Linked DNA regions of Mus musculus: region 1 is linked to region 2. A link is a loop called in an ENCODE intact Hi-C map of the cell type or tissue named here. Cell type or tissue: left cerebral cortex. All regions are shown on one strand. Links, peaks and the distances in the headings refer to the core of each region. The heading gives the core; the rest is flanking DNA.

Evidence for each region. Hi-C counts contacts between places; a loop is a spot of excess contacts. Peaks named below come from ENCODE experiments on the same cell type or tissue, not always from the same donor. Only the 100,000 strongest peaks of a DNase experiment are listed, where the experiment ranks them.
Region 1: a loop joins it to region 2, with 2.3 times the contacts of the local background. A loop is called at or near these places in 6 of 42 quality-filtered maps.

The regions. Positions count from the first base shown.
Region 1 is chr7:29,162,672-29,177,560 of GRCm38, forward strand. It overlaps Spred3 (sprouty-related EVH1 domain containing 3), which reads right to left and starts at 5,976. Exons shown (of 6, transcript NM_182927.3): 1 at 5,849-5,976; 2 at 5,122-5,302; 3 at 3,856-4,024; 4 at 3,687-3,763; 5 at 188-322. The coding sequence starts at 5,298. It overlaps Ggn (gametogenetin), which reads left to right and starts at 7,539. Exons shown (of 3, transcript NM_001358852.1): 1 at 7,539-7,770; 2 at 8,507-10,429; 3 at 11,085-11,262. The coding sequence starts at 8,526. The coding sequence ends at 11,202. Psmd8 (proteasome (prosome, macropain) 26S subunit, non-ATPase, 8) reads right to left here. Exons shown (of 7, transcript NM_026545.3): 4 at 14,395-14,560; 5 at 13,402-13,502; 6 at 12,740-12,851; 7 at 11,516-12,076. The coding sequence ends at 11,939. In left cerebral cortex, for the core only: no CTCF peak of the experiment used is centred there; DNase peaks (open chromatin) are centred at 5,705, 5,821, 6,268, 7,235 and 2 more places; H3K4me3 peaks cover 3,389 bases; H3K27ac peaks cover 1,706 bases.
Region 2 is chr7:29,225,045-29,238,692 of GRCm38, forward strand. Kcnk6 (potassium inwardly-rectifying channel, subfamily K, member 6) reads right to left here and starts at 7,478. Exons shown (of 3, transcript NM_001033525.3): 1 at 7,118-7,478; 2 at 428-823; 3 at 1-215. The coding sequence starts at 7,439. Yif1b (Yip1 interacting factor homolog B (S. cerevisiae)) reads left to right here and starts at 13,279. Exons shown (of 8, transcript NM_001110201.1): 1 at 13,279-13,392. The coding sequence starts at 13,347. In left cerebral cortex, for the core only: CTCF peaks have their summits at 9,842 (motif pointing left), 12,510 (motif pointing right) and 13,538; DNase peaks (open chromatin) are centred at 7,279, 7,514, 8,884, 12,690 and 1 more place; H3K4me3 peaks cover 2,029 bases; H3K27ac peaks cover 1,470 bases.

The DNA of each region.
Region 1 (14,889 bases), core at 2,261-10,260, 66 kb before region 2:
CTTGCTAGACAAGCACTCTATTGCTGAGTTACAAACCTCAGCCCCAAACCCAGGCCCTTTCTATTCCACTACCACTTTCAGCTCAGTCCTTATCACTCAGTGGGGCTTCAGCAGCAGACAGCTTAGGGAGCTGTCCAATTCTATTCAGGTTTACTGCTGACGGGCAGGAGGGCAGAGGAGGTCATACCTGAGCAGAGGAGCGGCGCCTTTGTGGGGGCGTGGCCAGTGGGAAGGCAGCTGCTGACTCCACTGTGGCAATGGGAGCTGTGGGAGGAGTCTCCTGGCGGCTGTGACTGGAGGAGGAGTCGCTGTCCACGTGGGACTGCGGGAGATTGGTGAGACCTCAGTGCAGGGGAGTTCCCCAACCAAAGAAAGATCCCCTTACATAGACCTCCCTTCTATGCAGAACAAGTGTTCTGCAGCCAGGAGGTCTGAGCTCAAACCTTTGCTCTGCCACTGACTGGTTGTGTGACAAGTGAGCTCACCTAAGAGCCCAAGTGTCTGCTCTTAAATGGGGGGTCATCATAGTATCTATTCTTAAGGATGTGAGGACACTGTCTCTTACAGCACCCTCTACAGCTGAGCCACCTCTCTCAATACAGTCTCTAGCTGGTGCTCTCAGCAATAGCTGTCCCTAATCCTAGCCCCTTGCTAGTGGATTGTGGGTAAACAGCTACCATTTAGCCACTCCCCCAGCCTTTCACTGGCAGATTCCACTATGTCAAACTCACCACCCTTGCTCACTTAGGCCAGGCCTCAAACTCAAGATCATCTTGCCTTCCCTCAGGAGCAGCTGGGATTATAGGTGTGTGCCACCCAGACCTCTGGATATGGGCACCGTTTTTACTAGACTCCTAATAGAACACCAAACTACTATACACTATACCTTCCTTCCCAGAAGCACACTTCCTTGGCCCGCCAGTACCTTGCAGCTTCGTTTCCACTACAGCTCAAAAGGATAGTTTGCTTGCCTGGACACCTTTCTTCCACCCAGACCAGGCGTCATACTTTACTAGCTGAAACCCCACTTCCCAGGCCTCTGCTCCCTTTCCTGTAAAACCTCCTACCTCATCTGTTCACAGCCTCCAGTCTATATCCACTGACCACCACCGCATGCCAGAAGAGTCCCATACACAGGAACTGTGTGTGACTGCTGGAAGGCCACCTCCATCCCTCATGACCTTGAGATTCTCTTTGACCCAAGGAAATAGTTTTGTTGATCTCCGTATTATTATCACTCAATTCAATGCACTTGGCCCATCTGCCTAACACTCACCATGTACTGGGCACTGTTTTAGGGACTGGAGGTGAAGCAAGGTACTGGCAAAAGATCCGTGGCTTCTGGGAGCTGACATGCTAGCATAGAGAAAGGGCAGGAAACTAACAGGTAAGAAACTGTCTTAGAGGGCCAGCGAGATGGCTCAGAGGTCAAGAGCGTGGAATGCTCTCCCAGAGGACCCAGGTTCAATCCCCAGCAACCACATGGCAGTTGCAGGTAATCCAACACCCTCATGCATACATGCATGCACATGAAAATAAAAATAAAGGCTGGGCGTGGTGGCACACGCCTTTAATCCTAGCACTCAGGAGGCAAAGGCAGGTGGATTTCTGAGTTCGAGGCCAGCCTGGTCTACAAAGTGAGTTCCAGGACAGCCAGGACTATACAGAGAAACCCTGTCTCAAAAAAAATAATAATAAATAAATAAATAAATAAATAAATAAATAAATAAATAAATAAATGATTAGTTTTTAAAAAAAGAAAGAAAACTGATTTAGAAGGGGGAGGGGATTAGAACCAAATAAGGTACTTTGGCGATTGTAACTGGGGAGTGGTGGTGACGTGCAACGGTTTCGTTTGTTCATTGAGACAGGGTTTTTCTATGTAGTCCTGAATGTAGACCAGGCTGGCCTCAAACCCACAGAAATCCTCCTGCCACCTGCTTCTTGCCTCCCAAGTGCTGAGATATAAAGGTGTGTGTCTACCTGGAGAAAATGTTCTATATATTCCAAGCTGGCTTCAAATCTGTAATAGCCCAAGGATGACCTTGAATTTTGACCTCCTGACTCCATCTCACTAGTGCTGGGATTACAGATGCCAGCTGGGGAATCAAAACCAGATCTCTGTGCATGCTAGGCAAGCATTTCACTAAGCAAGTCACATCCCGGCCTGAGAATGCAATCTTAAATAGGTTGCTCAGTGAAGACACCAAGAAGACATTTGTATAAAACCTCAAAAGAAAAGATCAGGCCAGATCTGAAGATGTGTTCTGGACATAAGGGTCCCAGGACAGGAATACACCAACCCTGTTGCAATGATAGTGAGGAGGAGTCTGGAGTGACCAGAAGGTGAGGGGCAGAGCAGCCCAGACCCAGATAGATCCTATCCTATGTGCCATGGGAAGGTTCTGAATGGGGAAAGGCTATGATCAAACTCAGCCATTGATAATAGCACCACTGTGTGTGTGCACACGCGTGCGCGCGCATGTCTGCAAAGCACTCATAAACATATATAAAAAAAAAGGTTTTTTTGAAAAAGAAAGCAGACCCAATACTGTGACAGATTCTATGGAAAGCAGGAAAACACAAGACTCAGCCAGCGTGGTGATGTGCCTGTAACCCCACTCTTGGGAGACTGGGATAGAAGGATCATGAGATCCAGGCTAGCTTCATCTCCTAACAAACCTATCAGTTTCTCATCATTAGCCCCTCTCCTGCCTATCATCAGTTTCTCCAACAGAGCCAGGGGATTCTACTGATGATTAGCTGCCATCACACCCTCTCTTCACTCAGTGCCCTCTAAGGCAACATCACTCAAGGTAAAGGAACACGCCCTTGCAGTAGCATATAAGATTTAAGATCCCACATCATCTGTCCCTGGGTCACATGACCTGGGCTGTGTAGTAAGACCCTGTCCCCCCCCCCCAAAAAAACCCAACAAATAAACAAATGAACAATGGAGTCAAAGATGACTCCAAATTTACAAGCCTGCAGCTTGAGCAGTAAGTAGAAGATAGAATTATCAATTCATACAAGGGTGGTTTTGGTGCACGCCTTTAATCCCAGCACTTGGGAGGTAGAGGGAAGTGGATCTCTGAATTCCAGGCCAGCCTGGTCTACAGAGCAGGTTCCAGGACAGCCAGGGCTACACAGAAAAACTCTTGTCTCGGAAAACCAAAACAAAAGGAATTAGCAATTCACTTGTCTGTGTATTTATTTTAACATTTATTTCTTTTTATATTTTGTCTTTTTCTCTAAAGCACCAAGAAAAGGGAAAGCTTGTTTTGCTGACTTATATATCCCTGGTGCCTAAAACACTGCCTGGTGTGTGCGCTTTTTAGCACTTGAACAAAATGTATGGATCATGACAAAACAGGAAGCCACACCTGGTGACACACCAGTAATTCCAGCATTCAAGAGAAATGAAATCAAGATTATCATCAGATACATATTGAGCTTGAGGTTGGCCTGGGCTACATTAGACCCTATCTCAAAAGATAAATTGATAGCTGGAGATACAAGAATAGGAAAACTAGCACAACCATGGCTGAAATGGCATTATCCATATGGGCCTGATTTTGTGTCCCTAGCATGTGGCCTTCTGCAGACTACACAGCAAGTATTCAGGAATATTTATAGACTAGAACCAACCCTCTGCCCTCCCATGGGAGTGGGATCCCAAGACTCACCGTCAGAGGGCAGGGAGTCTCTGCAGTGTCCTGGGAAGGGGAGGAGGAGGAAGAGGAAGAGGAAGGAGTCAGCGAACCTAGGGTGGGGAGAAAGGAAGAAGTGAGTCCCCAGACCCCAGATTCTCCCGTTCTGTTCCCAAGCCTGGTTGTGTGTGCCTGGACCACTGACCTCGACTCAGGGCAGCCAGCGCAGCCAGCAGGCTCTTCTGGAACTCATCCGCTTCTGCAGGACTCTGAAACGTCAGCCCAAACTTGCAGTCCCCCAAGCTCCAATGGTGGAAGATGGGATTCACTTTGTTGTAAACCAAACCTGGCCTCAGGGTACACTCCAAGGTGGTCTGAGGGGCAGGAAGGGGCCAGGTCAGCTAAACTTAGCCCCTCTGTACACTCCAGCATCCCAACACCAGGTGTACCTGGACACTAATATGCCCTCATTTTAGGAGATGTATCTCTGATTCTACAATATTCCTTCAGTCCTTTCATTTCTATGCCTATCGGATTTCTTCCTTTGATGTCCCAATAGGAACCTCAAATCTTATTAAATGTTAAAAAAAAAAACAAAAACAAAAAAAAAAAAAAAACCTAACCTTTTCTCATACCCTAACGATTCCTCTTTTGATTGAAGAAAAAGCATTATTTACATTGTACTGAGCACATCAAAATATTACAACCAGTTCCTTTCTGAAGCCTCAATAATTCCTGGAAAACTTACCCAGAGATAGTTACCTTCTATACAGTCTACTGGATGCTGACCACCCCTTGTGTTCCCTTCATGTTCTTGTCTGACATCAACACTTCCTCTACACTGTTCCTGATGCCCTGCTCTGAGATGTATCCCTTCCCCAAGTTTTTTGTTTTAGATAAGTTCTCACTACCTAGCCCAGGCTGGCCCCGACCCTTACAATCCTATCCTCCTGCTACAACATCCCTAGTGTGGAGATTAGGAGCACGTGACATAGGACTGTCAACTACATTCAACCACTTCTAAGCAGACCCTGCAAACGCCTCCAGATACTTAGGGCAGACAAGGGCCACTTGGTTGCGATCTCCTGGTGAGCATCTGTGAATAAGATGGAGCCAGAGGAGGATTCTGAACAGAAAGGGGACATGATAGGAGTTGGGTGTGAGCTGGGTCGTTGTGGAATGGACCAGGGTTAGACGAGGAACACAACCGAATGGGGCAGGAAGGCCATTACCGAAATAGCTGATTGAACAGCCAGAGAAGCAGAGGACAGGAGCTTCCTAATCCTTCACCCCACCCCCAAATCCCAGCTCTTAATTCACAAACCAGATTATTTATTCCAAACTCCAACCCACGGCCCACTTTGAGTCCCAGTGGCAGAGGGACAGCGTAACCTTTCCTTGCCACCCCCTCCCCAGCCCCAGCCCTCCTTCCCCAGGGCTCATCCCACTCCCACACCCCAGGGTGGCTCACTTTCTGGTCCCGAAGCCGCTCCCCGTGGATGACGTAGTGCCCCTGGCGGGCCCCCCCCTCGGGCCTGGCCCCTCGGACCCGACATACGCTCACCTGGCTGAGGCCCCCGCCCCCCACAGGCAGCCAGCCCCCACTGGAGTCATCTCGGGCCATCACCACGGCTCGGACCCGCACCATGTACCTGGAGGAGGTGGGGAGGACAGAAACAACACAGGCCGTGAACTCAAATCTTGTTCCCGGTTTGAGCGTTCTCCCTAACCCTGCCCTCGTCTTTTATCCCTTACCTCTGGATTTACCTCACCCTCAAGCCACCAGTACACCCACCCCTTGCCCACTTTCTTCTATCATGGCTTCTTTCTTCTTAGTGACATCTTGCCCACCATCCTTTTTCGTATCTACCTTTTCTCGCCATCCCCACCTCTTCAGCACCTTCCCTTATCTCCACCCCCTTAGCCTGGGTTTGCCACTTCCCCTCCCCCTACAGCTCATCCCCCTCAACCCCAGTCTCCTTCCCTCTCATCACAAACCCATAGCCCCACCCATTGTCCCCTCTCACAGCTGGATTCCTGCGCATATATATTTTCTCTGGACTCATCAACTCAGCTTCAGTGCCCCCAACACTGCCTCCGCACCCTAGTCACCCAGGCCACTAACTGGGTGAGAAACCTGGCTTCTCTCCCCCCCCCCCCTTCCCGGATTTATGAATGAGACCGGATGCAAAGCTCACTGAGTCACCCAGCAACCAGGAGATGGGCAGGGAGCAGAGAGAGAACCAGAAATGGCCAGAAAGAGAGGCCGAGAAGGAGATGGAGGCAGAGAAAACCAGCAACCGGAGACCGAAAAGATACAAGGAGCATTTCATTCACAAAAATCAAGGCTGCTCCGGTTGGTCTCAGTTGAGGGAAGCCAAGAGAGATGGGAGGGGAGATAATGATCCAGCCCCTCACCCCCCCGCCCCCCGCCATCCTTCAGAAACATTTTACCCCGCCCCCAGTTTAGGGGATGTAGCCCTCCGCCCAGCAATCAGGATTACCATTCAGCCCCACTGTCCCAGGCTCATGGAGCATGAAGTCCCAACCTTATGAGCCCAGGCAACGAGTTCTAGCCCCCTCCCCCACCTGCAGGATGTCGGGTTTCCCCAGCCGTTCAGGAGGGGAAGGGGCGGCCACAGCGCCCCCAGCCCCCTTTTCTCAATGGGATGGGATTTTGTGAATGAGCAGTCACGTGACACTGCTTCCTTTGTCCGCCCGCCTCCCCCAACAACAGGTGAAGCGGGGAAAGAGGGCTGGGGTCCCCCCCAAAGGCCTAGCTGAGATAGGGCACTGAGATCTTGGGGTGTCCTATGCTCCCACACATCTATTTTCCCGGGGAGAGTAGTCATCAGAGTTCCTCAATGGCGAGGGTCCACGACAGAATTTTGTGAATGGGGCATCCTCGGAAGAAGTCCAGGACCCCCAAATGGAGATTGGCACCCCAAATGGCTACCGCGTAGTTTGGTGCCCCCACCCCTCTTGTTCTCCCAGCTTGTGTCCGCAGGGTGCAAGGGTGGGCAGAGGATTACAGATGCGATCCAGGCTGCCCCCTCACCCTGGCAGGCAGTCTCGTCAGCCCCCCGCCCCCTCGCCACTCTGGGCACCTGCCTGGGAGGCTCCGGCCGGGCTCCGAGCGGCGGCGACGCGGCCTCCTCCTCCTCCTCCTCCTCCTCCTCCTCTTCTCTCCCGCTCCCTCACTGGCTCCGGCGGCGCTGGAGACGGGCACCGGGAGCCGGGGCGAGGGGGGAGGGAGGGGGAACCTGGAAGATGTGTGTGGGGGAGGGGGCGGCTTGGGGGAGGGGTAGAAGCAAGGCAGGCGTACATGCCCGCTGGGTCCTAGAGCCCGGCTAGGGCTACAACGAACATCTATAGCCCCCATTTTCTCGGGACCCAGAAGGGAATCCCCACTTTTCCACTTATCTGAACGGTTGGTCCCTGATGATATGAGAAGGGAACAGAAATAGACCCTGGTCCCAAGGTTCTAGAGAGAAGGTGGTCCACGGTCAGGGCTCTGAATGGGAGGGGCGGGATGCCTGGCAGGGTTCGAAAAGGGGAGGGGCCTGGGAGCCTGAGTAAGGAAGGAGGTTTGGACGCTGAAGGAACTGAGAGGGTGCGTCACGGAAGGGGCGGGCGGGTGGACCTTCTGAGCCATCCCAGGAAAGACAGGGTCTTAGAAAGAGATGCTGCCTGGACTTAGCAAGGCGGAGCTTGGACATAAATTTCCTTAGTGACAGGTCAAATAAGAGGCTCAAAAGGAGGAGCTATGTAGCAAGTGTTTGCCATGGGTGGGGGTCCGGGGAGGGGCTTAAGAGAGAGGGGTGTGGCATTATAAAGGGGTGGGGCTTAATGAGAAGGGGCCTGCCTACCCACTATGAAGAGTTTTCTGTATTTTTCTAAGGGTGATCCAGGTTTGAAGGGCTGCACTCAAGCTGGCTTGCAGGGGGCAGGGCCTCGAGCTCGGGGCGGGGCCTAGATCTCGGGGGTCGTCCTCGCTGTCTCGCCCACTTGCCTTCACCCGCACACCCGTTCTTTTCGGTTATTTTCTGCTACGGCCGTTCCCCGCCCTGCCTTGGGCCCACGGGGCAGTGATCTGATCTTTGGTCGGCTGGAGGAGTCGGTGAGTTGGGTCCACTTAAGAGGCGGAGCTGGGCGGAGCTTTAGGAAAGGGGTGGAGCCTAAGTTAAGATCTGTCACAAACGCCAAGCGGGAAAAGTTTAAGAGGCTTGAGGATTTGTTGCTGGCTAGGAAGAGGGAGGGATCCAAATGATCGACACAGAGAGACGGTGGGTGATCGGAGGGTTAGGACTGAAGGACTAGGGAACTAATTAGATCACAGTCCCAGGTATTTGTTAGGCAGAGACGGACCTGATCCGGGGCGGTGAGGGGCGAGGATATGGCCGGATTCTTGACAATCAGGAGCGACTAGAGAATGGGGCGGGGCCTGGTTAGACTAGTGTTGAAAGAGAAGCGTGAATTCATTGTTGGCTATTGGGCATAACCATCATTACCCATGTGGTTTGAAACTTTCAACAGAGAGGCTGGCGAGACTGACTCCTGGAGCCTGGAGATCCCGGGAGTGGCAAAAGTGTTAGGGATGTGATCCAAGGGATCAGGGTTGGCGCCTTTGTACACTAAGAAGTTAGGTTCGAAGAGTAAGAACTGCAGCCTTGAGACCATGGGGAAGGGGGCGTGACCATGGCGAATCGGAGAACTGAAGACTTAAGAGCCGGGGGCTGAGATAATATTGGAGGACAGGGCAGACCAATGCAGACAGGGGCAGTCCAAGAACAGCCTGAGCCGTGGAGTCCCCGCAGAACCCGCCGACTGACTGGTGAAAGTTTTTTTAACCACAGTCCCCGACCTTCTTCAAAAATGGGGAACGTGCAGTCGGAGCCGTCCGCGGGCGGGGGTTCCCGAAAAGAGCAGGCCTCAGACCGCGCCTCCGACTCCCGCAGGACGCCTCTAGTGGAGCCCGAGGTGACCCCCTCATCCCCTGCCATGCGCCTGGCTCGAGGGCTGGGCGTCTGGTTCCCTGGCAGTTCCGGGCCCCCGGGACTCCTGATACCCCCGGAGCCCCAGGCCTCATCCTCGCCCCTGCCCCTGACCTTAGAACTGCCCTCGCCAGTGACACCCCCTCCAGAGGAGGCGGCTGCGGTCTCCACACCACCCCCGCCCCCCGTGGGGACCCTGCTGCCTGCGCCATCTAAGTGGCGAAAACCCACGGGCACTTCAGTGCCTCGGATCCGCGGTCTTCTGGAGGCGAGCCATCGTGGTCAGGGTGACCCTCCAAGCCTCCGCCCGCTGCCACCGCTGCCCCGGCAACTGACCGAAAAAGACCCGGTCCTGAGGGCCCCAGCCCCACCTCCGACGCCCCTGGAACCTCGGAAACAACTACCGCCAGCACCATCAACTTGCGATCCGCAGCCCCTGAGCCGCAGAATCACTCTGGCCTCGTCGGCCACAAGCCCCACAGAAAGTCAGGTCAGACACAGCAGCGAGGGTCAGGCGGCCGGGGGAGCCCACGGAGGGGTACCTCCCCAAGCTGGAGAGGGCGAAATGGCTCGGTCTGCTACTTCCGAGTCTGGCCTGAGTCTGCTGTGTAAAGTCACCTTCAAGTCGGGGCCCCATTTGTCCCCCACATCGGCCTCGGGTCCCTTAGCAGCCAAAGCCTCACCCGGGGCCGGTGGTGGCGGACTGTTTGCCTCTTCTGGGGCCATCTCCTATGCTGAGGTCCTGAAGCAAGGGCCCCAACCTCCTGGAGCCACTCGTCCCTTGGGAGAGGTCCCTCCTGGAGCCACTCGTCCCTTGGGAGAGGTCCCTCGTGCAGCTCAGGAAACCGAGGGTGGTGACGGAGATGGCGAAGGGTGTTCTGGTCCCCCTTCGGTGCCTGCTCCCCTTGCCCGGGCTCTACCGCCGCCCCCTTACACCACCTTCCCAGGTTCAAAGCCCAAATTCGACTGGGTGAGCCCTCCTGATGGCACTGAACGGCATTTCCGATTCAATGGGGCTGTCGGGGGAATCGGGGCACCCCGACGGCGCACGACCACGCTCTCAGGGCCTTGGGGATCCCCTCCACCCAGGTCAGGTCAGACACATCCATCTTCAGGGCCTCGGAGGCCCACACCTGCCTTGTTGGCACCACCCATGTTCATCTTCCCAGCGCCAAACAATGGCGAGCCTGTTCGCCCAGTGCCTCCAAGTCCACAGCAGATACCTCCTCTGCCGCCACCACCACCCACGCCACCAGCCACGCCACCACCGGCGCCACCACCCACACCACAGCCACCAGCGCTCCCAAGGACGCCGATACTGGTGGCCCGTCCGCCGACCCCAGGCCCTGGCCACTTAGAGTCAGCCTTGGCTCCCACCCCTCCCTCCACTTTATCCCCAACTGCAGCTGCCGACCAGGTCCCAGCTGCAACTCCAGCCACAGTCACATCCCAAGTTCCAGCAACCGCCACCGCTGAGCTGTCACCGCCAATGCCCCAACCCAAGACTCGTACACGCAGGAACAAAGGTCCCCGAGCGGCCCGGGGTGTTATCCGTGAAGAAGGGACTTCTGGAGATGGCCCTCGAGAACCGAATACGGCTCCGGTGACTGACAGCAGCAGTGGAGGGGGTGGCGGTGGTAGCAACGGAACCTCCACAGCTGGGGCCTCTAACAAGGGAACAGCAAGGCACTGGCCGCCTTTCGAGGTGCTTAATTCCTGTCCCTGCAAGTGCTACTGCCGCCATCAACGTCGTCACCGTCGGCTGCCACGCAACGTGTCTGCCTGGTGAGGGAGATTGGGGAGTTGGAAGGAGAGGGCACACTCCAAGTCCTGCACCTATTTAACCTGGATGGAATAAGATTACACGCTTTGGCGTCTTAACCATAGGCTGACCCACAAGTTACCTGGACCTTAACTTAGCTGAGCCCTAGGAGCCTTGGCCCTTTCCTGGCCTTAGCTCAACCTCTTGGTATTCTGGATGCCAAGCTGACCCTGGGTCTTTATTATCTTAGCCTTCCTGCTGGCCTGACCCTAGTCACTGCCTTGACTCCATCCCTGAGGGCAGGAAAGATGGTTTATCAGAGATGGGGAAAGGAAACAACTGTGTTTCTGGGACCTGAGGGTGGATTAGTAAGCCTCCAATTTGCCTGGTCCCATTGAAACTCCCAGTGCCCGTACCCCATTACAACCCTCCCACCCACTTGAGACCAAGGCTTTGGCCCCTTTGCCACCTCTGCTACTATACTAAGCCCCTGGATTTGGTTGCCAGGCCTGGTTACAGACAAAACCTCCTCTGGGGGCTTAGACTCACACTCCTTCCCATTCTATATGGATGTACCTCTGCCCCTGAATGCCCTTGGGAACCTATGGCAGGACAGCCTTCAGGGGGAAGTGAAGCCACAGACGACACAAGACAGACCCTGTCAATTCACCTTCTCAGGCTGAGCACACCTACCAACCACCTGAGCGAGCCACCGTGGGTGGCCACTGTCAAGCTGGCTGGCTCCCTAGTAGCGGGCCTGGAGCACTACGACTTGCAGGCCACCCATTCTACCTGAGTGCGACTGCCCAACCCCCTCGGCCTCACCCTCCTCGCCAATAAAGTACCCAGTCTACAAGTTGCCTAACTGCCTGTCCATTACCACTTGAGGTGGCTGGTCCAGGACTGGGGTATTCTTCATTCTATTAGTGCTGTGGCTGAGCCAAGGTCATGGGTCACTTTGGATCAGCAGTGAGGACAACCAACTGGACAGGTGGCTTGGCTAGACTTGGACAGTTTCCCAAGAACTTCAAAGCAAGAAACCGGCTAGTGGGCCTGTCTAGTCTAAATTACAATGTTGGCTCAAGGGGGCCAGACTGGATACACTCATATCAGGATTCATACCATTTATTACAGAGGGCTCAAATGGTAGCCCATAGACAAAGTCAGTTTCATGTCTCATTTTAAAAATTATTTAATCCACGGCCAACATTTTTTTAAAACTGAGACACACGGTGCTTCACTGGGGAAAAAAAATCTAGTCCCTGGCCCAACACCAAAACGCATCCACAGCTGGATAGAAGAGTCCCTCAGTCTGGGCCTGTGCTCTCCTGTGGGCCACCGGGCATCTATACTTAAAACCCAGAGCAATGACAACTGGGAAACGCTTCGCAAACTCCCAAATCTCCAGGAGCAATTTATCTCCACCATCACACTGGGGAGACTCGGGCCCATTAGAGGTTAATCTGCCTTTATTGAAGGCCAGCCTATACTGGGTTTGTTGGACTAGCCATATCCACCGCCCTGGTCAAGCCTCAGACAATCATCTCCAGCTGCCGGGCATACTCGATGACTTGTTTGGCCAGTTCAGTAGAGGGGATGGTGCTGTCTTCTGGCTTCTGCTGCTGGCTGGCAAAGCTGTAGTAGTTGTTAGGGCCCAGCACCCAACCTCGCTGAAGAAAGAGAGATGAGAAATAGGTAGGTGACCCCACAGGCTGCTCCCCACCCTATGCAGCTACCTCCCAGTGTACCATGGCTCCTTTTGTCATGGATTACTGCCACTCTGTGCCTCAGTTTCCCCATGTTTAAGATGGGTCTAGAGGACTTATGAAGCCTCTGAGCAAACACTCATTTGGTCCACAGTAAGCGGCCGGCACCACCACTCCTCACACTGGCCCTGACAGCCTGCTCTTGAGCTGGTGCCTTACTGCCCAGCCTCCTCTCCTGCCTCCTGGGACACCAAGGTCACTGGGCAGCAAGGGTCAACATCCCTGGGGGCACTGTTCCACTCAAATGAAGCAGTGTAACCATTACCAACAAGTTGCTGCTTTCTAAGGAGTTCTTGGGGCAAAGTCAAGATGCGGTATTCCTTAGAGCAGGGGCCAGCTGCTGTGCTAGGCTGGCTCCACACGTCTGTCAGACCCTAGCCTCTCTCTATGGAAAGGCCAGCAAGCTCAGAGAGGCTGAGCCACTTGCCTAGGTTTAGTCATGGGCAGTCTTTGTTCTGCTGATGTCCCCCTCGACTATCACACAGTGCACTGGCACTGTTAGGACAGGGAACAATACCCTCCATCCCCCAACCCTCATCACAGTCCCTTGTCCCACACTCCAGCCACCTTCTTGGCATAGTCTGTCATCTTTTTGGGTGTGCTGAAGAAGAGGATCCGGGTAGCCTCAGCAAAAAGGATTTTCTCATAGGCCTTCTCAATGCATCCTGCGATTTCATCCCTGTGGGAAGGCAACAGTTATCATCACTGGGCAGACAACTTCCCAGACCCTGTCTTCCAATGACTGATTCCAGTACTGAGGGCTGAGAGAGAGGAGACTAACTTGACCAGTCACAAAGCAGGCATGGGCCAGAAGGGACCCACAGCTCAGTCTCTGAGTAAGCCTTTTCACATAGGAACCTTCAAAAGAACACAGCACCCTTCTTCAGATGTCTAGAGGAGGTTCTTGTATGAACAAACAAGAGAGCTTGTCTAGAATGCCTGGGTTCTACCCCCAGCACCACAAAGACCAGGTGTTTGTAATCCCAGCCTGCACTGTGGGAGATGGAGGCACAGGGTCATGGCCAGCCTCGGCTACACGAAACCCTGAGGGCAGCTCAGCAGCAGAGCATTCCTTTAGTTTATACAAGGTTCTGATTGTAGCCCCTAGAGGGGTTGGGACTGGGGCAATACACTATGAGAAACACCAGGGCGTCAATCATAGGCATCAGGCAGTGTGGCATGTAGGGGACTAACAAGGCCAGGAAGTCTGGGGCCTGGACCCCACATACCTGATGGTATCCAGCAGGATGTCAATGAAGAAGGTGTAGCTTTCGGCAGGGATGTTCCCCTTAGCCAGGAATACCTTGTTGTAGCTACCCTCCATGAGGTACTGCCAAAGCCAATGGAGAAGAGGAAGAGGATGGAGTGGCACAGGCTTTTCTTGCTCCCTTGGTGCCTCCCAATCCCTGCTCTACCATAACACCCTCGCTTCTCCACTTCCAAGAAGCACCACCTGGCTTACACACTCACCCTGGCAGCCTCCTCCAAACTGGCATCTAACCTCCAATTATAAGGGGAGAAGAAGGTATATTGACCCCAGCTCCCATTCCATATACATCAACTGCTGGCCCACGGGCCACTCGGCCGTCCTTCTCACAGCATAGTACTTTGCAGGCCTCAGCTCCCACGCCTCACCCCTGACTTACCGGCCTTCTTCCACTGTCTTCTTTGCTGTCTTTAAAATATGGCAGGAGGTTTGTGCCTCAGGACACAAACTGCCTCTGCCAGAGGACCTCTTAGCCCTTTCAGACCCTCTCTGACCGCTCCCAAGCCCAGGTCCTCGTAACAATGCCTCACATCCCACACAGGTACCTCATTCTTTTGGTACTTATCTGCCTCCACACTTCATGGATTCTAGATTAGGGGTTTCGTCTGTTTGATTTGCCTTAACATGAAAACCTTTCCTGGTGCCTGGCACATATATGTTTTGCTGGTTAAAAGAACTGGTGGCGCACACCTTTAATCCCAGCACTCGGGAGGCAGAGGCAGGTGGATTTCTGAGTTCGAGGCAACCCTGGTCTACAAAGTGAGTTCCAGGACAGTCAGGAGTACACAGAGAAACCCTGTCTCGAAAAACAAAAAACAAAACAAAACCAAAAACCAAAAACCAAAAAGAGTTGGTGGATTGAAAATGGCTGATCATTCTTCCAGGAAGCCCTCCCACAATCTAAACTGGTACCACCCACCTCACCCAGGATCTCCCTTCCCCTGCCCAGCCTTACTTGCTCGAGGGAAACAGGGTGTTTGATGTAGACATTGGTCTGGATGTCCTTGGCAGGTAATCGTTCTAATTCTGTGTGGAACTCAGCCACTCGGTTCTGAGATAGCAGGAAGAGGAGATTGAGGCCCAGGAGCTGGTGCATATAGGCTGACTCAGGAAGCTGTTCTCTGTGAGCCAAGGGAGCGGGAAGAAACCACAGTTAACAGGTACTGGGGAGCTAACCAAGTCCCTCATCCACCTTCCAGAATCCTTACAAGTACTTGCATGAGTTCAGACAAGTTAGGTACAGAGAGGCAAAAACGCCACGAGCCACATGGACCAAACATACATGGACTACAGTGATTCAGCCTATTTCCCATCTGCTAAGCAGTTGTCACTAGGTATCCACACCATAAAGGCATGTTCAGTAAAACATAAGTGAATTAAATGGTCTATCATACGTAAAGCCATAAGAATAGCATCCAGAGGCTAGATACTCAGTAAGCAGAATGTTTCC
Region 2 (13,648 bases), core at 5,649-13,648:
GATGGAGGCGTAGTCAGCGTGGGAGGCAGCAGAGAGGTGCTGATGTAGATCTGTCCGGGCATCCAGAACGGCCACCTGATCATCCTCATCCTGGCTGAGGCTGGCAGGGTCCGGATCGGGCAGCAAGATGAGTTCTGTGAGGCCATGGAGGTCGGAAACACGGCGGAAAGTCTGCAACACGAGCACCATGGCAACCAGGCCGAGGAAGAGGTACGCTGTAGACATGGGGGAGGGGAGACGGGGAAGCGGCAAGTTGATGGCTCAGCTTTCAGCTCAGGCTCCAGGGCAGCAAGGATGTGGCCTCTTCTTTGGGGCAGCTGGGTGGTTCTTGGAACCCCTTCAACACCTCTTAGAAGAGGGCTGTTTCTCTGCCCACCCCCAGCCCCCACTGCCAACCCACAGGTGCCCAGCCAGCTTTCCAGCTCACCTGTGACAAGCACCTTGTAGAGGGCCCGGTAAGGCTGGCCTGGGGCTTCCCCAGGCACGTAGTCCCCTAGGCCAATGGTGGACAGAGAGATGAAGCAGAAATAGAAAGCATCCAGAAAACTCCAGGCCTCTTCAAGGTAGGCGAAGACCGCGGCCGGTACCAGGAAGAATATAGCCACTATGACCATCAGCAGGGCCACCAGGTGCCAGCGGGCTGCCCGCTGCGGGGGCCAGCCCCAGTGCAGGCTCAGCCAGGACAGGGGTGCGTGGGTGAGCAGCAGTGACAGGCGCTGGGCTGAGGCAGTCAGAAGTAGCATGGTGATAGGCACGCCCAGGAGTGCAAAGACGATGGAGAAGGCTTTGCCAGCATCTGTCAGTGGGGTCGTGTAGCCATAGCCTGTGGGAATAAGAGTCCTCCTGTACACTGGCACCTCCACAGCTTGAGGCCTAAGCTCCCCGCAACCCTACTGCTCCCCCTCCCCCCACCCTCCCTAATTTCAGTCGTGACATCTCCATCCAAGAGTTGTGGTTCCTTCTGACGCCCAGGGAAAATCCTTTAAATAAACCTTCTGGACTTGCTTTGAGTTATTCACATTTTAAAAAACTTTTTCCCCAAATTCTGGGACATCAAACCCATAGACTGATGCAGCCATGTAAGCACTCAATGTGCCCCCAGCCCCTCACTGGGGGATTCTAGGCAAGGGCTCTACCACTGAGCCACGCCCCCAGCCCCTCACTGGGGGATTCTAGGCAAGGGCTCTACCACTGAGCCACGCCCCCAGCCCCTCACTGGGGGATTCTAGGCAGGGGCTCTACCACTAAGCCACGCCCCCAGCCTCTCACTGGGGGATTCTAGGCAGGGGCTCTACCACTGAGCCACACACCCAGCCAGCTACAAGGACTGTAACCTTCTATCTTTCCCTGGTAGGACTGCTTCTTGTCACCCATTTTCTGCCTTTAGCAGCACTGAGACTGCCCAAATCAACAGCAGTTTCCAAGTCTTTGAAATCCTTGCCTTCTGATGAAGTGAAGTGCAATATGGAAAGAGGTTTTAAGGATGTTGAATTTGTTCATTTCTCCAGGTAGTTAGGACTCCCAGCTTGACTCACTGTGATAATGCTACCTGGGGCACTGTAGACATCCACAACGACTACCAGCTATTCCCATGGACTGATCCCCCAGTGTAGTCCTCAGAGCCCTGTTCTCCTGTGATGGATGTCACACACAGAGGATCTGTCATATATCCCCAGGGAACAGGAAGACTCCTTGGGAAGCCAGGCATGGTGCTCCATCCCTGTAAGCTCAGGACACAGGAAACTAGAGTGGGCTACATGGGCAGACCCTAACTCAAAAAAAAAAAAAAAAAAAAAAAGAATTTTGTTAGCATAGAGCATGCAGCAGTGGGAGTAGTAGAGTCCCTGTGTAGCATGAAGGAAGCCCCAGGCTTCAGGGAGGGGGAGAACCTTCATGAGCCAAGTTTAGTAAGAAATCCTTTATGCCTTCTATTATTGTTGTTGTTGTTATTAGATATATTTTAGGGGGCTGGAGAGATGGCTCACTGGTTAAGAGTACTTGTTGCTCTACCAGAGGTCCCAAGTTGGATTTCCAGCACCTACAGGGTGGTTCACAACCATCTGTAACTCCTGCCTGCCTCTGCCTTCCGAGTGATGCCTATCATCAGGCATGCATGTGATACCCATACATACATTCAGACAAATACTCTCCTCCTTACGGGCTAGGATTACAGGCACGCAAACACATCTGGGACTTTTTGTAACCTTTCAATTAGCATGTATTAATTGTATAAAATAATGGGTTTTATGATAGCCTTTTCTTTTTGTTTTTTTGTTTGTTTGTTTTGTTTTTCCAGACAGGGTTTCTCTGTGTAGCCCTGGCTCTCCTGGAACTCACTCTGTAGACCAGGCTGACCTCGAACTCAGAAATCTGCCTGCCTCTGCCTCCTGAGCGCTGGGATTACAGGTGTGTGGCACCACGCCCGGCTTATAACCTTTTCTTACATCTATTTAACAACAACAACAAAAAAACTTTTTCACTTTTGTCTTTTGGGGGCTGGGTCTCATTCTGGGTGGCCTTAACTCATAGCAATCCACCTGCTCTAGATTCTTTTTAATTTTAGTGTGTGTCTCTGTGTATATGTATGTACACCAAATGTATGTAAGAGTCTGCGGAAGTCAGAAGAGAGACCAGATCCCCGGGAACTGGAGTTACAGTCAAGCTATCATGAGGGTGACCTGGGACCTCTGCAAGGGCAGAAAGTGCCCTTAACCACATGGCTTCAGCCTTCTGGATGCTGAGATGGCCCATGTGAGCTGCCATACCCAGCCTTATTCACCCAGGCATCCTTTCCTGTGCCCTGCTCCCAGAAATCCTCTCCTTTATCTTGGTGTTTTATTTTAGTAATCTTCCATCAATGGTCATGAGGTATACTGTTTTGATATATTCAAGTGTTGAGTTATTTTAGGACACACACACACACACACCATGTCCCTTACTAATGATTTTTCTGAAGAATCTACTGCTGGCCGAGTCAAGCCCTGGTTTCCCCTGGTGTATTCTAGGGCAGGCTTCTTTTTACTTCATATCTTTTTGTTGTTGTTGTTGTTTTGTTTTTCGAGACAGGGTTTCTCTGTATAGCCCTGGCTGCCCTGGAACTCACTCTGTAGACCAGGCTGGCCTCAAACTCAGAATCCACCTGCCTCTGCCTCCCTAGTGCTGGGATTAAAGGCGTGTGCCACCACGCCCAGCTTTTACTTCATATCTTAAGACAGCATCTCACAAAACCCCCTAGGCAGGCCTTGAAATCAGGATCCTCCTCCTCCAGCCTTCTGATAGCTGGGACTACGAGCCTGAGCCACCAAGCCTGGCTGCATCATCACTTTTTTTGCATGCTAAGCTATATGAACCGGCTCTAAGAAGGTACTTCCCTGTTCCCTCTAACTGTACAGGCTGGCTTTCAGAACTGACCTCAAAAAGTCCTGCACAGTTTGGTGGAACCAAAAATCTCAGAGCAGCAGAACACAAGGAGCAAAACAGAGCCCTGTGCTCTGGACTTGAAGCCAGAGGTATCACCCACAGTAGCAGATGGGATCAGATTTATCCACCAGCTCCATTAGGACCAAGGCACCTGGTGTAGACCATTTCACCAAGTCACGGCTAGAACCACTTGGCTTTCTATTTCCCCAGCTCCCCCGGCCTCTGTCAGCAGCTTCAGTAATGTTATTTTGTTATGGTTGGATTGTTTTGTTTTGTTTTGTTTGAGTCAGGGTCTCACTCTGTAGTCCAGGCTGGCCTTGAACTTACTTGTAACAATCCTGCTGCTTCTGCCTCTGGCTGCTAGGACTAAAAACATGTGCCACAATGTCTATACTATCCTATCTGTGTGACTATGCCCAAGTTGGCCAACTTTACTGGGCCTTAGCTTTATAGACAGACAGACAGACAGATAGACAGACAAACAAGTGGCAGCTACCTCACAAGGCTGTTGCATTGCCTGAATTAAAATGTAGTGAGACCCTGCTATGCTCTGGCTGAGAAACTTGTGATCTCACTTCATAACTGAGGATGCAGCTACTCATCCAGGCTGAGCCTGTCGCGTGTCCCACTCCCCTCACCTGCCAGTCTACCAGCACCAGAGACAACCTGTCAGAAGTGAGAAATCTGAGGAGAGACTATGATGCAAGGACTTCTGGGAGCAGGTCAAGCCGGCCCAGGAAGCTTGGGGGAGTGCTAGCCTCAGGGGAGACCAGTTCCTTGTTTTCTTTGAAGAGACACCCAGCTCTATTGCCAAGGACCTCAGTTTGCTGGTCACATGCAATGAGCACCTCAAGTGGGGGACAAAAGCTATCCATAACTCTAATGCTGCTTCCAGCCAGAGAGGCAATTGATTGTGGCTCAGCCTCCACCCTGTTTCAAGTCCCTAAAAGTCACCTCAGGGAACTGGGGAGCAGCAGAACCTGGCCTCTGAGCGAGCGAGCGGGCAGAGGGGTTTCCCAGGTCTGTGGTAGGAGGACAGAAGGGACTTTCTGAGAGGAATTTCCCAGAGTTCTTCAGGGCTGGGGGGTGCAGGTAGAGAGCGTCCTACCTGAATGGGCCTCTGCACAGCGCTAATATTTGTGTGTGTGTGTTGCGTGAATGTATGCGCATAGGTGTGTACAGAGGCCAGAGGGGCACGTCTGATGTCTGCTCATTCCCTCCTCGGCTTATTACTGAACCAGAAGCTTGCTGACTCCAGCCCCAAGACAGTGCCTGTGTCTACGCTGAGGCTGGAGTAGCAGGCTTGCATAGCCACGCTCAGCATCTGCGCGACTGCTGGGACTTGGAATCCGGTTTCTCATAGCACCTTCCCCCCCCCTGGCTTCTCCCTTGTCCTGTCTTGTCTTGTTGAGACAGGGTCTCACGTAGTTCTGGCTGACCCTCTTGCTTCCACCTCCTGAGTACCGAGGTGTATCCCACCATGCCCAGCTGAGGAGTCCATAACCTTAAATCAAGACCAGGATCCTGGTTGTAAATAAGACCTTGGGGCCCTGGTTTCATAGGAGGCACCAACAGATATCGTCTGGATTGTGTGAGTTCTCCTGCAGCCAGAGCTCCTGAGCCCAGGGCATCTGAAGGAAAGAGTGAGGTAGACATCGCTAAGGTGTCTTCTGGGTGTCAAGTGGAGTGAGTAATGCTTTTGGGGGGCAGGGGGTCTCTGTCAGAGAGGACCCTGAATGTTCCAGATAGAGAGGGTGTCATGTCTCGGGAAGTCACAGCTATGGGGTGTGAAGGAGGTCCAACTCCAGGACATCCCCCCTGTTTGGGGAATCCTCAGTGAGCATGTTGGTCACGTGGGTGGTATAATGACAATTTTAGAATATTTTTTTATAAAGATCACAGAAATATAAGAATATGTTTTTGTTTTAATCCCAGGTATAGGGATATGGGGCTGCTTCTGACTGTCCACAGCAGCTGACTATGATTTGTCTCATGCTCTAGCAGGGTCGTGATTTTGCCAGATGCAGGTAGTTTCTGTGATTGTGTGACATCTGGAATTCTGGGGACTTTTAAAAAGGTATATATAAATGCTAGGGCCCTGAGAGGTGTGGTGGGCTGTTTGTTGGTCACTGTTGGCTGTGGTTTGTTATGTAGTCATGTGCAAAGCAGAAACAACAAGAAAGTGGATATCCTGACTGTGAAGATCAAATTTGCTCCAAGGAACTCGATGCCCTAATCAGCAGGAAGCAGTCTAACAATAACGCTGCCCCCTTTCTGACCCCTGCCTTCAGCCAGGGATCTCTTTCCTCTCTATCCCTTCTTTGCCCTTATCTAGTGTTAGAGGGTTGAAAAGGGTGGAAAAAAGAACCCACAAAATAGCCAAAGACAGCTACATGGCCAGGAAGAGCAGATAGAGAGAATTGAGTCTTTGTCTGGATTGTGTCCTGGGGTGAGGATTTGTTCTCGCTGAGTAGGGTCACAGTCTAGAGAAGAGATAGGAGTCCCATTCATGAGTTTAGGTGTTTTGTTTTTTGAAGTACTAAGGGTTGAACTCAGGATCTCACGCATGCTAGGCAAGTGTTCTACCACCGAGCTACACCTCAGCCCTCCTCACTTGAGCTGAAAGAGACCCTCACTACCAGTCCTTGGTGTGAAAAGGGCAAGAGAAAAAAAAAAAGAAAGAAAGAAAGAAGAGAAAAAAAAAAGAAAAGAAAAAAAAGAAAAAAGAAAAGAGCAAGAGGTTTTGCTGGAGGTAGTTAGGGGTAGGAGTCTCAACTTGGAGGATTTCAAGCGGGACAGCCAATCAGCCAATGGTTCTTCCTTGAGGACGCTCTGGGTTCGCGCCATTCTTACAGCCCGCTGTAGGAGCTGCTGATCCAGGAATCTGAGTCTAGAGTGGAAAACATTGGGAGAATCCCAACAACTCAGGGGAGGTGTAAAGATGGGTGGAGGAGCCCTGTGTTAGAGTAGGAAGTCCAGGAGAGGGGGGGAGGGGGGGACCTTCAGTCAGTCTGTTAGTCCCCGGACCAGGGATCTTGCTGGAGAGTGCCCAAAGCGGAAGGGATCCTAGAACCGGTCTCAGGTCAGGCTAAGGTCTCTTCCTAGAAGACAGACCTCCAGTAATGTTGCCCTGCTATTACTGACTAGCATGCATGAAGGCCTGAGTTCAACTCACAGTTCACTGGGGCACTGAGTTCAGGAGGAAGTTAAAGTGGGCTGTTCCAGAAAGGACCTATCTGGAGCCAGAAGACAAGGCTGGAAGAGATGGTGTGCCAGCCCTATTGTAACACAGCCCCCGAGGTTAGACACCCAAGGAAAGCCCTACCAAGGCCCTTGCCAATCATCTATGATAATCCTAGGATTAAGACAAGAGTGAGCCAGGCTGGTGACCCACACCTGTAATCCCAGCATTTAGGAGGCTGAGACAGGAGGATGAAATTCCAAGCCAACCTGCGCCTAAAGGTACATGCTATCTCAAAACCAAACAAAAAGGCACCAAAGGGGATGCTGTCTGAGAAAGTATTCCAAGGGAACTGGGGTGTGTAGTACGAGGGCTCTCCAAATGAGGCAGCTGTGGCCAGTGTGGGTCAGTTGGGAATGGAGGTTGTTCTGAGAGCACCAGGACGATTGGGATGAAGGTGTATGTTAAGGGGTCCGGACACTATCTGGGACTGGGTGATGGATAGCACTCACTTACCCACGGTGGTGACAAGCGTGCTGGCGAAGAAGAGCGCCGAGGCGAAGTCCCACGCAGGGTCCGAAGCGTTGGCAGCTCCCGAGGCGTTGGCGAGCGCTGCGCGCCCCAGCCGTCCGGCCGCCAGCACCCGCTCCACGAAGGCATCCAGGGCGTGAGCCGCCACGCACGGGCTGTGCTGTAGCAGCTGCTCCCGCAGGGTCCCCAGTTCTGCCCGCAGCCGGGCTTCGTGAGGCCGCTCCAGCCGCGCCACAAGCAGCGCGCCCAGCGCCAGGTACCCGGCGTAGGCGGCCAGGGCGCTAGCCAGGAGCGCGCCCCGCCGCATGGTGCCCGTACAGCCCCGACACCCGCTGACGTGGCCCCCGCCGGCCCACCGCCCGAGGTCCGCTTTTAGTTCCGGGAGCTCCAGGCGCGGCCACCGACGCCCCGAAGAGGAAGAGGAAAAGGAAAAAGGGGGAGGAGCGGGGCTGGCGGAACGCCCTGACGCTGGGAAACTGAGGCACGCCCAAACACCTGGTGTAGGTACAGGGACACCGGAGGGTGGAGTTCGACGCTCCGGGATCGGGGAGTCAAATGGGATGGGAAGGGCTGCGGAGTCCTTTCCTGCCTGAAGTTCCTTGCAACTCTCCTCCTCGCGACTCCTTAACTCAGATCTGAAACTCTCCTCCGAAGTGGGAGCTTTCTGTTTGTAACCTTTTTTTTTTTTTTTTTTTTTTTCTCGAGACAGGGTTTCTCTGTGTAGCCCTGGCTGTCCTGTCTCACTCTGTAGACCAGGATGGCCTGGAACTTAGAAATCTGCCTGCCTCTGCACTGTACCCAGTGTTTGCTTGAGGCACTAAGACGTGGGATAAGTTGTGGGTGGGTGGGAGGGGCCTACGATTTCGGAATAATTGACCAGGAGTCAGGGGGCATTGTTGGAAGACCTCTGTCTCAATAAATAAACAATACATTGCTTACTTTCATGGTGGCGCACCCCTTTTATCCAGCACTCAGGAGGCAGAGGCAGCTATATTTCTGAGTTCAAGCCAGCCTGTGTACATAGTAAGTTCCAGGGCTACATAGTAGGACACAGTCTCAAGAAACACAGAACACACACAAAAATGAGCAAATAAATTTCGGATGTGGTTGTGGTGGCTTGCACATAATAACCTTAACATTTGAGCAATAGACTGGGCCATCACCGGCTCCAGGCCAACCTGGGCTACCTAGTGAATACCTGTCTCAAAAGGTGTGGTGGAGTGGCTGGAGAGAATAGCTAAGAGTATTAGTTGCTTCTGCAGATGACCTGGATATAGATATGTATATAGATATGTATATATCTATATCCAGGGTAGGGACTCCCTTTTCCTGGAGGCTGAGATGTTCCTACGTACATTAGAAAAGTTAAAGGTAGAGCAGCAAAGCCCCGTCTCAAAACAAAACAAAAACCAACAACAAACTAGTAAGTAGCCTAGGGGGTGGCTCACTTCTTTAATCCCAGCACTTGGGAGGCAGAGACAGAGGCAGATGGATCGCTCTGTGAGGGAAGCTTGCTCTACAGAGGGAGTTCCAGGTCAGCCAGGGTGACAAAGTGAGACATTGTCTCAATAGTAAATTAATAGGTAAAACTGAAAGCAGGGTTTCCCTTATTTTTCTCCTGTAGGTCCCCTCACGTCCCTCTATGACGTGGACTCAGTGCTCTCCTTACTGCTGTGTGGAGGGCAGACCAGAATCCTCCCACAACCAGACCGCAGCTCTGATACACGCAACAAGCTCTATTTATAAAACTGTGGTAATTCTTGGGACAGAGCCCAATTTAGGGCTGGCAGTCTGTAGGAAGAGATGCCTGATAATAAAAACCAGCAACAATAGCTACAATGTCCCTGGACTTAGTCAGGCGCTGTCTGTGTACATATGCCCTTTATCAAGGCCTTCATCCTCCCACACGATTCCCAGTAAACAAAGGGGAAATTAAAGCTGAAAACAGAATGTAGGAACTGGCCAGATGGATCAGTGGTTACACACACACACACACACACACACACACACACACACACACCAAGCCTAAAGACCTGAGATCAATCCCTGGAGCATGGTGAAGGTGAGAACTGATTCCTGTAAGTATCCTCAGACCTCCATTAGGCCAGTGCCCACTCTCATGCCCACACACAGATGCACGTATACACACCAAACACACACAAAATGGAGTAAGAGTGCACGTCTGTAATCTTAGGACTGAGGAGTCTGAGAGGCAGGAGGACTGGAGGCACAAGGCCATCCACCCTCAGGTACATAGTTCAAGAACAGCCTGGATCATGTGAGAACCCTGTCACAAACAAACATAGAAGGAGGCAGAACAGACAGCCATGGTGGTGCTCACTTATAATCCTAGCAGTAAAAGGAGGGAAAGGCAGGAGAATTACAAAAGTCTCAGGTCTGGAGAGACTGCTCAACAGCTAAGCGCACTTGCTACTTTTGCACAGGACCCGGGGTTCAGTTCCCATCCTCACATGGCCGCTCACACCCATCTGTAACTCATTTTCCAGAGGATCCGCCTCTTTTGACCTCTGAAGGCACCAGGCCCACATGCAGGCAAACTGTCGATCCGTACACACATAAAAACATGTATAATATCTTCTCTGAAAAGATTAAAAGCAAAAAAGAATATTGTTGAGTTCACATCATTCATGTTACAGGGCTCACTCCAGTTCCAGGGGGAATCTAGTGCCCTCTACAGACCGCTACAAGAACTGCACCCAAGTGCACATACTCCCTACATACTCTCACACACACACACAGCTTAAAAAATGAAAATAATTTTTTTAAAAGCTCAGCCTAGCCAGGCAGTGGTGGCACACGCCTTTAATCCCAGCACTTGGGAGGCAGAGGCAGGTGAATTTCTGAGTTTGAGGCCAGCCTGGTCTACAGAGTAAGTAGACCAGAGAGAGCCAGAGCTACACAGAGAAACCCTATCTCAAACAAACAAACACTGGGTGGTGGTACCACACACCTTTAATCCCAATTCTGAAAAGGCAGAAGGTTCAAGGCCAGCATGGTCTACAGAGCTAGTTCCAAGACACCCAGAGCTACACAGAGAAACTATGTCTTGAAAAACCAAAGAACAACAACAACAACAACAAAAGTTGAGTCAGTACTACTGTACAGATTTTTTTTTCCAGTATCCATCTTTTCTTTTTTTCCATTTGTGCTGGTGGGATTTGAACTCATGGCCTCATGATGCAGCACAAACAACCAACAGAGGTGTAGCCCTAGCTTTCATGTCACTGTTTCCTAACCGATACAGAAATGTAAGGATTTACCTGGGCTGTATACCGAATGAGAGGTGAGTAATGTTGTGGAATGATATTCGGGGCTGAGTATAAAGCTCAGTAGTACACCTCTTGCTCGGCTCATGTGGAACCCTAAGTTTAATCTTCAGCACCTGTAAATGAAAACAGTATTATATGTAGACATATGTGTGTGTGTGTGTATGTAACATATATGTATACATAATGATTTAAAGTCTGTGGAAGGATTACACATGTTACATACAAATACAAGCCCAATTTATCCCTGACCTCTTTGTTGTTAGTTCTTTTGTTTTCTAAGACAGGGTTTCTCTGTGTAGCCTTAGCTATCATGAAACAGGATCTGTAGACTCAGAACTCTGCCTGCCTCTGCCTCCCCAGTGCTGGGAGTAAAGGCGTGCACCACCATTGCTATACCTATCCCGCCCTGCTTTTTTCCCCTAAATTAATTTTTATTTTTATTTCATGTGCATTGGTATTTTGCCTGCATGCATGTCTGTGTGAGGCCGTTGGAGCCTTTGGAACTGGAGTCATAGACAGTTATGAGCTGCCATGTGGGTGCTGGGAACTGAACCCAGGTCCTCTGGAAGAGTAGACAGTACTCTTAACTGCTCAGCCATCTATCCAGCCCCACCCCACCCCCACCCCCTTATTTGAGACAAGGTTTCTCTGTGTAGCCCTGGCTGTCATGGAACTTGCTCTGTAGACCAGGCTGGCCTCGAACTCAGAAATCTGCCTGCCTCTGCCTCCCGAGTGCTGGGACTAAAGGCACGTGCCACCACGCCTGGCTCTCTCTCTCTCTCTCTCTTTTTTTTTTTTTTTTTTTTTTGGAGATTATTTTAAGTAGTTCACTTGAACTCAGTATAAACCTAAGGATGGTCTTGAACTTCTGAACCTCCTGCTACCACATCCCGAGTGCTGGGATTGCAGGTGTGTGCCAACACACCTAGCTGCACTATTTATATAAAAGACATGCACATTTGAGGATTCTGCAATACGCAGGGATTCAACAGACACCTATATATAGACAGATGAATATATATATATATTTTTAATTTTTTTTTTCACACAAGAGGCCTACAGCAAGCCCAAAATGTCTGCCTTATTGATTTTTTAAAAAGGTCACAGATAGATGGATTTAGACAAGAAGAAGGCTGAGAATGAGAAGTGGAGGTAGTGCCTAGGAGTCAGACTCTAACACGAAGCAAAATGATGTGGATGTATCTCAGCAAAGGACTGCATCTGACACAGGTTTCCTCCCTAAGGAGCCATTGCAGAAGAGGAAAGGGAAGCCACAGGACAGGGTCATTTGCTGACCATCTCCTTCTGGAGTGCTATCACTTCCCAGAGGCATTTCCGACTTTTTTTTGTCTTTGATAAGCAGAAAAAAGGACAGAAGGGGCCAGCCATGGGTCGTGGTGGCACACACTGTAATCCCTGGATTTGGAAGGTAGAAGCAGGAAGATCAGGGTTCAAGGATGTCTTTACCTTAATGAGTTCGAAGTCAACCTAGACTGTGTAATGCCCTTTCTCAAATCAAAAGAGGTAGGGGCATACTAAGGAAGAGAAAAAGAGACACTGAGGGACACACAGGAGGAAGTTAGTTTTCAGGGTTCTATGCTCAAAGTTGTGCTTGTGTGCATTCAACTGTGAGGGCTGTATGCACCTCTGGTGGACAGAAAGCTTGAAGGAAAAGAGCCATGTGAGAACATTTTTATGAACTTCTGGGAAATTGCCTAAAGGTACCTTCGAAGAAAGTTACCAGTTCTTCTGAACTAATATGCTGAGGGCCTCTTTTTCAATCTTTTTTTTTTTTTTAAAGATTTTATTTATAGTAAGTACACTGTAGCTATCTTCAGACACACCAGAAGAGGGAGTCAGATCTTGTTACGGATGGTTGTGAGCCACCATGTGGTTGCTGGGATTTGAACTCTGGACCTTCGGAAGAGCAGTCAGGTGCTCTTACCCACTGAGCCATCTCACCAGCCCCAATCTTTTTTTTTTTTTTTTTTTGTAAGACTAGAGCTCACTATGTTCAAAGCCAGTACTCGTGACTTTTTTTTTTAAAGATTTATTTATTATGATACATAAGTACACTGTAGCTGACTTCAAACGCAGCAGAAGAGGGCGTCAGATCTCATTACAGTTGGTTGTGAGCCACCATGTGGTTGCTGGGATTTGAACTCAGGACCTTTGGAAGGACAGTCAGTGCTCTTACCCGCTGAGCCATCTCACCAGCCCACTCATGACTTTCTTTTTCAGCTTCCTCAGTATTGGGAATACAGAAGTGATCCACTAAGCTAAACTTTGTTTCTCAGCCTAAATGGGCCCTGGTGCCGCATTCCTTTAATCCTGAGCCAGACAGATCTCTGTGAGTTCCAGGCCAGCCTGGTCTACAGAGTGAGTTCCAAATCAGCTAAGGCTACACAGAGAAACCCTGTCTCGAAAAAAACCAACCAACCAACCAAATAAATAAATAAATAAATAATAAAAATGAGTGCTGCGTCTGTGTAAACGATAGATGAGCCGGCATAACTGCAATAATCCATCATTCTCCCCGCCTTTCACGCTTCTTCAGCCTCCCTGTGCTCTCAGTTAACTAAATCGAGTGCCTGCCTGTAAAGAACTACATTTTCCGTCGACTTCGGGCTCAACAATAGGAACGTTTCCTTCCTGCCTGAAGTCTTCTCCTCCTAGATCGCACCAAGCTCCGCCCTGCTGCCGCTAAGGTACGGCCTCTTCCCTTACGTCATTGGCCTCAGTTCCCGCCTCTTATGTAAGCCGACGCCCACTCAACCAGGCTGCACCCCCTCCAGAGGGTGTGGCTTTCTTGCGCTATCGTGAGACCTATTGGGTCTCTCGATACTACTGGGGCGTGGCTACGGGAACCGGGCGGGCCCATTCCAAACTGCGGCTGTGGCGTTCTCGGCCGTGGCATCTAAAGCATGCACGCGACAGGTTTGGCGGCGCCGGCGGGGACGCCCCGGCTGCGTAAGTGGCGTACGTGGCTGGCTGAGGAGATCGGGCGGGCGAGGGGTGTGGCGGGGCCGTCGCGGCGGTTGGCGAGGTCACTCCAGGTCGGACGGAGGTCACGAGATCCCGGACCTGGAGTTTCTAGGTGTGCACAGCCCAGGGATGCCAAGTCCGGGTAGGGGGCGCATCGCGGGTAGGTTCTTTAAAAAAAATTCCTTTAAAAGAAAGCAAGTTGGAGGAAAATGTAGTGCGGTGTTCAGAGAAACGCTACTTC